Linked DNA regions of Homo sapiens: regions 2 and 3 are each linked to region 1. A link is an interaction called in ENCODE POLR2A ChIA-PET data of the cell type or tissue named here. Cell type or tissue: OCI-LY7. All regions are shown on one strand. Region 1 has its middle 28 kb from the start of FOXO1. Region 2 overlaps FOXO1 (forkhead box O1). Region 3 has its middle 42 kb from the start of LINC00598.

What was found. ChIA-PET counts read pairs that join two places held together with the same protein. Peaks named below come from ENCODE experiments on the same cell type or tissue, not always from the same donor. Only the 100,000 strongest peaks of a DNase experiment are listed, where the experiment ranks them.
Region 2: POLR2A ChIA-PET joins it to region 1 with 5 read pairs; 5 of 35 experiments call an interaction of 5 or more read pairs at or near these places.
Region 3: POLR2A ChIA-PET joins it to region 1 with 6 read pairs; 2 of 35 experiments call an interaction of 5 or more read pairs at or near these places.

Annotation. Positions count from the first base shown.
Region 1 is chr13:40,692,378-40,696,377 of GRCh38, forward strand. No RefSeq gene overlaps it. Among named protein-coding and RNA genes, the nearest start is that of FOXO1, 28 kb to the left of the region's middle. In OCI-LY7, no CTCF peak of the experiment used is centred here; DNase peaks (open chromatin) are centred at 736 and 2,264; H3K4me3 peaks cover 807 bases; H3K27ac peaks cover 3,158 bases.
Region 2 is chr13:40,594,427-40,598,426 of GRCh38, forward strand. The region is part of intron 1 of FOXO1 (forkhead box O1); the gene reads right to left. Among named protein-coding and RNA genes, the nearest start is that of FOXO1, 70 kb to the right of the region's middle. In OCI-LY7, CTCF peaks have their summits at 102, 397 and 2,672; a DNase peak (open chromatin) is centred at 2,285; H3K4me3 peaks cover 1,184 bases; H3K27ac peaks cover 3,488 bases.
Region 3 is chr13:40,521,046-40,525,045 of GRCh38, forward strand. No RefSeq gene overlaps it. Among named protein-coding and RNA genes, the nearest start is that of LINC00598, 42 kb to the left of the region's middle. In OCI-LY7, no CTCF peak of the experiment used is centred here; no DNase peak of the experiment used is centred here; H3K4me3 peaks cover 103 bases; H3K27ac peaks cover 531 bases.

The sequences.
Region 1 (4,000 bases):
GACCAACATGGAGAAATCCCGTCTCTACTAAAAATACAAAATTAGCCAGACGTGATGGTGCATGCCTGTAATCCCAACTACTCAGGAAGCTGAGACAGGAGAATCGCTTGAACCTGGGAGGCGGAGGTTGCAGTGAGCCGAGATCGCGCCATTGCACTCCAGCCTGGGAAACAAGAGAGAAATTCCGTCTCAAAAAAAAAAAACCTATCAAGAGCATGCGGACAACCTATAGAATGGGAGAAAATATTTGCAAAGTATGCATCAGACAAACAACCCCATTAAAAAGTGGACAAAAGTCCAGACACAGTGGATCATGCCTATAATCCCAGCACGTTGGGAGGCCGAGGCGGGTGAATCACAAGGTCAGGAGTTCGAGACCAGCCTGGCCAACATGGTGAAACCCCATCTCTACTAAAAATACAAACATTAGTGGGACGTGGTGGCGCATGCCTGTAATCCCAGCTACTTAAGTGGCTGAGACAGGAGAATTGTTTGAACCTGAGAGGCAGAGGTTGCAGTGAGCTGAGATTGTGCCACTGCACTTCAGCCTGGGCAACAAAACAAGACTCCGTGTCAAAAAAAAAAAAAGTGGACAAAAGATATGAACAGTCACTTCTCAAAAGAAGACATACAAGTGGCCAAAAAAAAATATGAAAAAATGCCTATCATATTAATCATCAGAAAAATGCAAATCAAAACCACAATGAGATACCATCTCACACCAGTCTGAATGGCTATCAATTACAAGTCAAAAAATAACAGATGCTGGCGAGGCTGCAGAGAACTAATTTACATTCCCACTAACATTTATACACTGTTGGTGGGAATGTAAATTAGTTCAACCACTGTAGAAAACAGTCTGCAGATTTCTCAAAGAACTTAGAACTACTGTTCAACTCAGCAATCCCACTACTGGGTATATATTAAAAAAAAAAATAGGCTGGGCACAGTGGCTCATGCCTGTAATCCCAGCACTTTGGGAGGCCAAGGCAGGCAGATCACCTGAGTTTGGGAGTTCGAGACCAGCCTGACCAACATGGAGAAACCCTGTCTCTACTAAAAATACAAAATTAGCCGGGCATGGTGGCGCATGCCTGTAATCTCAGCTACTCAAGAGACTGAGGCAGGAGAATCGCTTGAATCTGGGAGGCAGAGGTTGCGGTGAGCTGAGATCACACCATTGCACTCCAGTCTGGGCAACAAGAGTGAAAACTTCATCTCAAAATAAATAAATAGATAAAATAAATTGTTCTACCAAAAAAACACATTCATTCATATGTTCATCGCAGTGCGATTCACAATAGCAAAGTCATAGAATCAACCTAGGTTCCCATCAACAATGGAGCAGATAAAGAAAACGTGGTACGTATACACCACAGAATACTACACAGCCATTAAAAGGAATGAAATGGCTGAGTGCAGTGTCTCATACTTGTAATCTCACCACTTTGGGAGGCTGAGGAGGGTGGATCATCTGAGGTCAGGAGTTCAAGACCAGCCTGACCAGTATGGAGAAACCCTGTCGCTACTGAAAATACAAAAATTAGCCGGGCATGGTGGAGCATGCCTGTAATCCCAGCTACTCAGGAGGCTGAGGCAGGAGAATCGCCTGAACCCAGGAGGCGGAGGTTGCAGTGAGACAAGATTGCACCATTGCACTCCAGCCTGGGCAACGAGAGTGAAACTCTGTCAAAAAAAAAAAAAGGAATGAAAGCATGTCATTTGCAGCAACGTGGATGCAGCTAGAGACCAGTATCCTAAGCAAATTAATGCAGAAACAGAAAACCAAATACTGCATGTTCTCACTTATAAATGGGAGCTAAATGTTGGGTGCTTATGGACATAAAGATGGCAACAATAGACACTGGAGACTACTGGGGTGGGGCAAGGGTTGAAAAATGAACTATATTAGGCGCTATATTCAGTACCTGGGTAACGAGATAAATCATACCTTAAACCTCAGCATCATGCAATATAGCCAGGTAACAAACCTGCACATGTACCCTCTTAACCTAAAATAAGTTGAGATTATTTTATAAAAATGAGTAAGTATGGTGTATTTAAAGACAAAACTCTACTTCGTTCCTCATATATAAGCTTTTTGATCAACAGGAAATTCAGATTTCAGAAACATAGTGGAACTCTTGCTTGGAGAATTGAGATGATAAAATGTAAATGAAGCACTCAGCTTTCTGTCTGAATGTTAACTGTAGTTGCTTTTCTTCACTGAGCACCTGCCATGTGCAGGCTCAATGTTCTGCTCACTCCTTTTCTCCTCACAGCAAACTGCCATGAGGATTTGCACACCCTTTTTACAGATAAGGGAACTGAAGATTTTTTTTTTTTTTCTGAGACAGAGTCTCGCTCTGTTGCCCAGGCTGAAGTGCATAGACACAATCTCGGCTCACCATAATCTCCACCTCATGGGTTCAGGCGATTCTCCTGCCTCAGTCTCCCCTGTAGCTGGGACTACAGGCACGTGCTACCATGTCTGGCTAATTTTTGTATTTTTAGTAGAGACGGGGGTCTCGCCATTTTGGCCAGGCTGGTCTCGAACTCCTGACCTCAAGTGATCTGCCCGCCTTGGCCTCCCAAAGTGCTAGGATTACCGGCGTGAGCCACCATGCCCAGCCTGAAGCTGAACAATATTGAGTGACATACAAAGTCTCTTGGGTAGAAGGTGTGGAAGTTAGGGCTGTGAATTGAATATGTCTGGTAATTTTTCTGTCACACTCAACTTTTAATTTAACTGTCCCATCACAGCTTCCAAAGGGGCAGCCTAGCATGCCAATTACCCTTTACTCCACACATGCTCCCACAATAGCTAATTAGGTTGAGAGAGGGCACCTCACCCAAGGGGACCAATCCGCAGGGTGAGCAGTGACCCAGGATGTGGATTAGGAGAGAGGTTCTGCCCCAATGGAGACAAGATTGGCCAATTACATTTTGACTTTTTCAAGAATTTAAACTACGAGACAACAACATAATTATGAGCTGATGGTGGCCCTTCGAGCTGAGAGGTTGTGATGTAGACTTGAGAAGCCACAGTAAATGCAAGACAGAAGCAGCGATAAAAACAATTAGAGGCCGGGTACAGTGGCTCATGCCTGTAATCCCAGCACTTTGGGAGGCTGAGGCAGGAGGATCACCTGAGCCCAGGAGTTCAAGACCAGCCTGGGCTACATAGTGAGACCTCATCTCTACTAAAAATTAAAAAAATTAGTTCGGCGTGGTGGCATACACCTGTATTCCCAGCTACTTGGGAGGCTGAACCTGGAGTTTGAGGTTGCAGCAAGCTATGATCATGCCACTGCGCTCTAGCCTAGTGACAGAATAAGAGCCTGAGACCCTATCTAAAAAAAAAAAAAAAAAAAGCAATTGGAATTTCTCCAATATGATCTCTCATTCTCTCTCTCTCTCACACACACAGACACACACACACACACACACAAATCCATCCTTACTCTCTCTCTCTATCTGAGATGGGTGGATGGATGGATATTGTGAGAGTAATGTGAGAGGTGAGTAGAACAGACCAGAAACACAGCTTGTTGGACAAAAAGTCGACAACTGCATTCATGACACTATGCTGCCTTGAAACAAAGTACATCCACTTATATGGCAGGATCTTTATAATATTGGAGGACTTTCAAACTTGTGTTGTGCACAAATAATTTTCGTGTTTTTTTTTTTTTTTTTTTTTTTGAGACAGAGTCTTGCTCTGTCGCCCAGGCTGGAGTGCAGTGGCACGATCTCGGCTCACTGCAAGCTCCGCCTCCTGGGTTCACGCCATTCTCCTGCCTCAGCCTCCTGAGTAGCCGGGACTACAGGCGCCCACCACCACACCCGGCTAATTTTTTGTATTTTTTTAGTAGAGACCGGGTTTCACCATGTTAGCCAGGATGGTCTCGAGCTCCTGACCTCGTGATCCGCCCGCCTCGGCCTCCCAAAGTGCTGGGATTACAGGCGTGAGCCACCGTGCCTGACCTAATTAATTTTC
Region 2 (4,000 bases), 98 kb before region 1:
AAGTTATTTGCCCAGTCACAAGGCCAGGAAGTGATGGGAAACAGGCCCAGGTTACCTAAATCTAGTTACTGAAAGAGCAGAATGCATGGACATTAATTAACAAAAACAAACGTTCAACCTGCCACAGTGGGGAGCACCTTTCTGTGCGTTCACCTCACACTTTTCTCCAATAAAGAGCACAAGATGAAGGCAGGGGAGAAGGCGTCAGGGAGCGAGGGTTCTGGATAATACACACGGGCTTCTCTCCTCCATGCCATCTACAGGAGATTCTGTTTTAGAGACAGGGTCTTGCTCTGACACCCAGGCTGGAATGCAGTGGTACAATCATGGCTCACTTGCAGCTTCCAACTCCTAGGCTCAAGCTATCCTCTTGCCTCAGCCTCCCAAGTAGCTAGGACTACAGGTGCAAGCCACCAAGCCAGCTAATTTCTTTTATTTTTTCTAGAGACAAGGTCTCACTATGTTGCCCAGACTAGTCTCAAACTTCTGGGCTCAAGCGACCCTCCTACTTTGACCTCCCAAAGTGCTGAGATTATAGGTATGAGCCACCGCACCAGCATACAGTAGACTTTATATATGCTTATTTGGTTTTGATTTTTATACTTTTATGAGAACTAAGATGGAATCTATCCCTCCTTTTCCCTCACAAAAGGAACATCCTAATAGCTTCACATTGCAAATGAAATACAACGTAAACAGAAAAAACTGAGATGGAGCGATTAGGAGGTTTAATAAGTCAGACTTTGCTAGAAATGCAAAACAGCCCTGATGCTAAACAGGTACACTTGGACTTTTGTTCTCTAAAGCCTAGCTTTAAAAGAGCTTGACACACTTTGTAAAGAATAAAGCCTCCATTCTATAAGCCTAACCAGTAAGTTGGAGGGGGACTGAGTACCATAAAAATCAGTGCTTCTCATACTTGAACATACAAGGGATCATCAGGGATCTATCTATCCTGTCAAAACGCAGATCCTCGTTCAGTATTGTCTGGGGGTGGGCCTGAGATTTCCTGGTGATACTGATGTCAATGGTCCATGCTACAATTTTATCTAAACTGACACATGATAATTAAACATAATTATGGAGTACTGAGTAACACTATGATACATGTATACAGTGTATAATGATCAAATCAGGGTAAAACGGGGCAGGGGTGGTAATATTTCATAAAGGGGCATATTCTGTTAGAAGGGCCACTAAGACAACTATAAAATTATCAAGTGAACAGTAACAGAAATTCAAATAAATTCACAATTTCCTCTGATTCCTTGAACACAGAATCTCCATCCTTGAACGGTTAACAAAATGACCCACCCTGATCACTTCTATGCTCTTCTGAGCATATCACCTCAAACATTTGTCATTTCTCTGTGGGCCATAAAATACAGGAGGTATTTTATGACCACATTTCAAAGTATGTTTATTTCACAATTTGGACTGCTGGCTACAAACAGTGACATGTGAGTCTCTTTCCCTCTGGTTAGTCGTAGGCCCTGTAGAAATGTCAGCTAATTTTTTTTTTTTTTTTTTTTGCGGGAAGGAGGTAGGAGTCAAGTCCAATAAATAAGTGTAAAAACATTCAGTACATGGCATGGTTATTTAATACAACAGAATTTGCTCTGAGTTGGAAGGACAGGGGTTTCAGCCTATGTGTTTATGATACAACAAAGGGACTTTTAGGCTGATAAAGTTATGGAACATGAGACTTCAGTCTTCTTATTAAATGGCCAAATGGACCAAGTGTTTGCATGAAAGCTAATCTTTCCTTTCATGAAAAGGAAATTAAACCCACTTGCTCCCGAATGGGATGATTTTCAGGAGTCCTGAGCCATGTTCTGGCAGAAAGCTGGGGTCTGTGACCATAAAGCAGGACTGCTGTCATCCAGGCAGATAATTATTATCAGGAACGCCTAACATTGCTTCTTTCTGCAGTTTCATGTGCCTTGGTGAAGATGTAAGCTTTCTGAAGACTACCTTGCATACAGCCTTTGTGGGCTACTCCATATATGAGAAATGAAATTTTAAAACTAGCTTTAGGAAGAGATGTAGCTTTGGAGATCCTGACTCAAATCCCTGCCAGTTATTAGTTACATGATCTTGGGCAAATTACTTAAGCTTTCTCTTTCTCAACTATAAAAGGAGGACAACAGATACCTAGTGAGGTTCCAGTGAGATCCTGTACTTGTGCCCAGCCAGTGAGCATCTAGGGTTAGGATTATCACTGTCACCATCAGGGCCATCCTTCTGCAACTGTCTTACTGTACTAAATATACACGTCACTAAGCACGCTCTGTTCTCAATGAAAACGGAAGTTCCATGCCAGCAACATCTAATTTTCAAACATCACTGATAACTCTTGATTTCTGCATACACATCTAAGCACTGTAGTATACTGAAAAGAAAGACCGTAAATCATATGCACAACCATTCTCTCCACTGTCCCCAGTGCCATCTCATCACTGATCCTCCCCCGCCTTCCTACCACCTCCTCTCATCCTCATTCTGTCAAAAGACAGCAAGGTACCCTACCCCAAAGGGGAGGAAGACAGCGCCTAAATCCTCATTCCACCTCCCTACATCAAGAAGAATGTGTCCTTCATGAGCCAGCAGCAACTTATCTCCCCAAGCATGGTCTAATAAGAATGGACTGCTCTTTTGCTGTCAGTTTAGTATTGATCACACGGGGGAGCCTATTTACTAAAAGCAAAAAACTACAAAACCGCTGTTTACAGACAGTTACACGTGATTAATGCTTTAATATCTAGTCTTTCCTTATACATTCTCAATCAATCACCACCATAACCCCAGAATGTATTAGGACTATTATAATTATTATTACCACAGATAAAGACAAAGGCTATTGGAGTTTGTTGCCAGAGATGAGTTCCTGGTCACCCAGCCTTGGAGCCTGTTCTCTTATTTTCTAAGGCAGACATCTTCCCAATAAGAGGGTAGTGGGAACACAAAAACATCTTTATTATCAGAATCACCTATGTAATTCAACTACACACATTTCTGACAGAGCCCAAGGCCCTTTTTTATCAGTCCGAGCTGCATCCCTAACTGTGATCAGGACCTGTAAAGGACAGCCCACCACCTGGAGGCCCTTAGTCATGGCTTCAACAAGGTCCTGTGCCAAAATGGTAAATGGCAATGCTGAGTCAAGGTTGGAGCCTAAACCCTACATCTTCCCCCGGTGAAGGGTCCTGCCCTAGAAAGAACTTTCCCCTAAGTCTCTTCTGCCAATTCAGGGCAGAAAGTAATGGTCAGCCTTGGAACGCTGCTGACTCGCACCCTGGGAGCTTCTAAGGGGCCCTGTTCACCAGGGTGAAGGCGCCTCTCTCTCACTGCCCACACACCCTTCTCCAGCTCAAAGGGCCTTTTCAAAGGGATTAGAGGTGTGCTTCAAAATCTTCATTAAGTAATTTAATAATGTGTGTGTCCAGTACTTCAGTCCCCAAACAGAAAGGAATGTGCCCAGGAGCCGGCAGGCAGAGCCACATTCTTCCTGTTAACCTGTTATGGTGGCGGGCGGTGCTCGGGCCAAGTCCTCAGAGGCTTTCCCAGCCTCAGAGAATCGGGCTCTCGTTTTCAATTTCCAACTTGGACTTTTCTCAGTTTCAAATCATAGGCTAACAGAGGTTGAAGACTGACAGGGAATAAAATCCTCTACCAAGTCAAGACTGTGATAGGCAAAACGGAACAAGCGAATGAAAGAGGCCCCAGTTCAGAGGAGGGAAATGGAAATCTACTCATGGTTAAGTGAGCAGACAGAACACCGGCGAAACTGGCTCTTCAGGTGGAATATGGCACAGGGTAGCAACTTTGTCAAGTATGATGCATTAAATACAGTAACAAATGGGCAGGATGGTAGTTTTTAGTTCAGTTTTTGGGGCTTTTCTGTTGATGTTGTTACTGTTTCTTTAAAGAAGGGGCATTCACACAAATAAATTTCTTTCCCTAAAATTCTGATTGAATTCATGACCATTTCTGATATATT
Region 3 (4,000 bases), 170 kb before region 1:
CACTCATTTCCCAGGTTGCCTGGAGTCTTGGCAGCTGATGGCTCACAGTTAAGTTTCTCCCCAAGAATGACTCTTGGCCCAAGCACATCCCTTTTCCAGGGCCCACCCACAACCATTGACTAGTTGATGTGGAAGGTGTTAAGGCCCAGGCCTCATGCTTCATTTGAGACAATTCTAAAAGGCCATCCCTCTTTAGGATGGTCAGGGCCTCTGCTGCAACTGTATCAGAGTCCAGTACTCCCCTCTGCGCACTACTGCTTTCCTTACTCCTTACAGGTAATGTTCAAAAGAGCACTCCCCAATAAACTTCTCACACACAAATCTGAGTTTCAGTCTGTTTCCTGGGAACTGACCTACAATAGCTTCTATAATTCCATGATCTGCTTCTGCAGGTCATCAGCCGAGACCCTACTACATTTATCTGGTGCCCAAACCCCAACATTTATGGCTCAAGTGCAATGGGCTGACGGCCAGAAAGAAGATGGCTTCCTTTGGAATACAAGAGTTCTGAGCCCACAAAGCAGAAGAGAACCACACCCAGGCCAAACTGATATCCCAAATTCCTCAGGGGTCAGATCATTTTCATAATCCTGCACAGCTAAAACTGCCATCACAGTTGTGAACCCAGAAAAAGAATGTCAGCAAAACTACCCAGAAATGATAAAGGCAACAATATTTCCATGTACTAAGTAACACAGCAGCCAGAGTGAGCCTTTTAAAATTAAAGCCAGGTCATGTCACCCCCAAACTCAAAACCCTCCAGTGGAAAGTCGTTCTTCTCATCTCACTCATAATATAATCCCAAATTTCTACCTTGGACTCCAAAACCTAACATGCTGCTGCTTATCTCTCTGACCTCATATTCTACCACTCTTTCCCTTATTCAGTCTGCTACAACCAACACTGGTCTTCTCGCTGTTTCCAGAACATTCCAAGACCACTCCTGCCTCAGTGTTTTTGCCCTTGAGGTTTCTTCTGCCTGGATTTCTCTTCCCCCAGTAGCCACATGGTTTCACCTGCATTTCCTTCAGGTCTATTATCAAATGCCATCTTATCAAGGATGCCTTCCTGCCTTTTCCATAGATGGGTCTTCAAAATAAGGTGCTTGCTCCTCGGTTCACAAAATCTTTCCAAGGAGTACCTGGGCACTTAGGTAGTTTAAGGGAAATAATTTTCATGAGCCTCAAGCTCTGCCTGCATTCATTCCTAAATTTGAGTATCACTACGGTCAAGCCATTTCTCACCCCTGCTTTCATAAGAGATCCTTTTCCCACCTTACAAAAGAAATATTTACTTGACCCTCATTTCAAATCTTATAATGATGCATTGTCTATGCAAAACCTCCAGGGTGACTGGCAAAGGTTTATTTGAATGTTGAGGTTGTTTTTGAGAAAGTGCAATGACTCTGATGACTAATAAAATATCTTTTTGCAATTCAAGTAGTTTCTAACTCATTACTTTCAACAAAATGAAAGGAGTCTCTAATAGAGTTATTCATGATAGATACCTAAAAATAATTTTGATGAAAGATCACCAAGTGATTTCTGGCGTTTAACTCAGAAGGAATTCAGAGACTTGAGTAACACTGCTCTAACAGAAACTTTCCATGCTTATCTTCTTAGGGATGCAGACAAGATTTCTTTAGGACTTCCATCTACAAAAACCAAGATAGTAATATAATTGGTGTTGAGCCTTGTATCATTCAAGCAGTAAGTCATACTCAGCCATGGGTATATGAACTAATTATGATTTAAAAGGGAGACCTAGACTATTTCATAACAAGATGCATTTCCCATGAAATTGTGCTTTTTATGTTACAAGAAATTATTAAGGTTTCTAAGCATAAAAATAAGATATATTAAGATAAAAATCTGGGGGAGGAGTAAAATGGAAATACAAGTTCGGAGAGAAAATGGGATGATGTTAGGTGTTCTCACCACTAAAAATGGTAAGTATGTGAGATAATGCATATTTTAATTAGCTCAACTGAGCCATTCCACAATGTATACGTTTCAAATCATGTTGTACACGATAACCAGATATAATTTTATTTATCAATTTAAAGTAAAATAAAAGAAAACTGATGTAATATTTCCAATAAAGACGACCTTTTTTATGAGCTTTTTAAATAAATAGATAAATAGATGATGGTAGATATTAAATTAATATGACATTTAGATTCCATTAGATACTTTTTTTTTTTTTTTTTGAGAAGGAGTCTCGCTTTGTCACTAGGCTGGAGTGCAGTGGTGCGATCTCAGCTCACTGCAACCTCCACCTCATGGGTTCAAGGGATTCTCTTGCCTCAGCCTCCTGAGTAGCTGGGACTACAGGCACATGCCACCACGCCTAGCTAATTTTTGTATTTTTAGTAGACACGGGGTTTCACCATTGGCCAGGATGGTCTAGATCTCCTGACCTTGTGACCTGCCCGCCCTGGCCTCCAAAAGTGCTGGGATTACAGACGTGAGCCACCGCGCCTGGCCCATTAGATACATTTTAAGAAAATATATAATCATTTAATTTTTCAGCAAAAGCAATACATTTTACAATATATAGAAAGTTAATTCTTTACAACTACTAATGATAAAATTTAGAAGTCCATTTAAAAATGGTAAGAATTGTCACTATTAATGCCATGGAAATTAAAAGGACAATAAAGGAATGTTATGAAAAATTTTATGCCCACAAACTTGATAACTTAGATGAAATGTACCAATTCCTTAAAGACACAAACTATCATATTTCACAAAGGAGAAACAGATAATCTGAATACATTTATATCTATAAGATAAATTGAATAAATAATTAATAACCTTCTACAACGAAAGCACTAGGCCCAGATGGTGAATTCTACCAAACATGTCAGGAAGAAATGATATTAATTCTCCACAATCTCTTCCAGAAAAACTGAAGCAGAGAGAACACTTCCTAACTCATTCTAAAAAGTCAACATTACCTTAAGGAGGAATAAGTTCTAGTATTCTCTAACACTGTAGGATGACTATAGTTAACAATAATATATAGTTTAAAATAGCTAGAAGGAGGATATTGAAGGTTCCCAATACAAGGAAATGATCTTTGAGATAATGGAATGCTAATTACCCTGATCTGATCATTATATATTATATGTATTGCAACTTCAATATGTAGCCCATAAATATGTATAATTATTATTGTCAATAAAAAAATTTAATGAAAAAAATATATTACCAGAAAGGAATACAGATTACCAGATACAGACCAGTATCTCTCATGAACACAGATGCAAAAATCCTCAATAAAACATTAGTAAATTGAATTCGACAATGTATAAAAAGGATTATAAACCATGGCCAAGTGGGACTTCTTCCTCCAGATATGCAAGGCTGGTTCAACATTCAAAACTCAATCAATGTAATTTACCATATTAACAGACTAAAGAAGAAAAATCATAAGATTTTATTAATTGATGGATAAAAGTCATTTGACAAAACCCAACACTCACTTATGATTTTTAAAACTCTCAGCAAACTGGGAACAGAGAGAAACTACCTCAACTTGATAAATAAAAAAAAACCCTCAAAAATCCTGCAGCTATTATATTTAATGATGAAAAACTAGACACTTTCCTCTAAGTACCTTGGGAACAAGGTAAGGGTGTCCTTTCTCATTACTCATAATCAGCATTGTACTAGAAGACTTAGCTAGTGCAATAAGACAGGCAAAGGAAAGAAAAGGTATGTAGAATATGAAGGAGGAAATAAAACTGTCTTTGTTCACAGATGACATAATTGTCTATACAGAAAATCCCAAAGAATCACTAAAAATCTCTTAGGACTAACAAGCTAATATAGCAAGTTTGCAGACTTACTATAGAACAGTCCATTGTTTTTCTATACCAGCAATTAAAAAATCATAATTTGAAGTTGAAAAAAACAATATAATTTACAATAGCACTAAAAAAAAGAAAATTTATGTATAACTCTGACAAAATATGTACATAGTCTATATGCAGAAA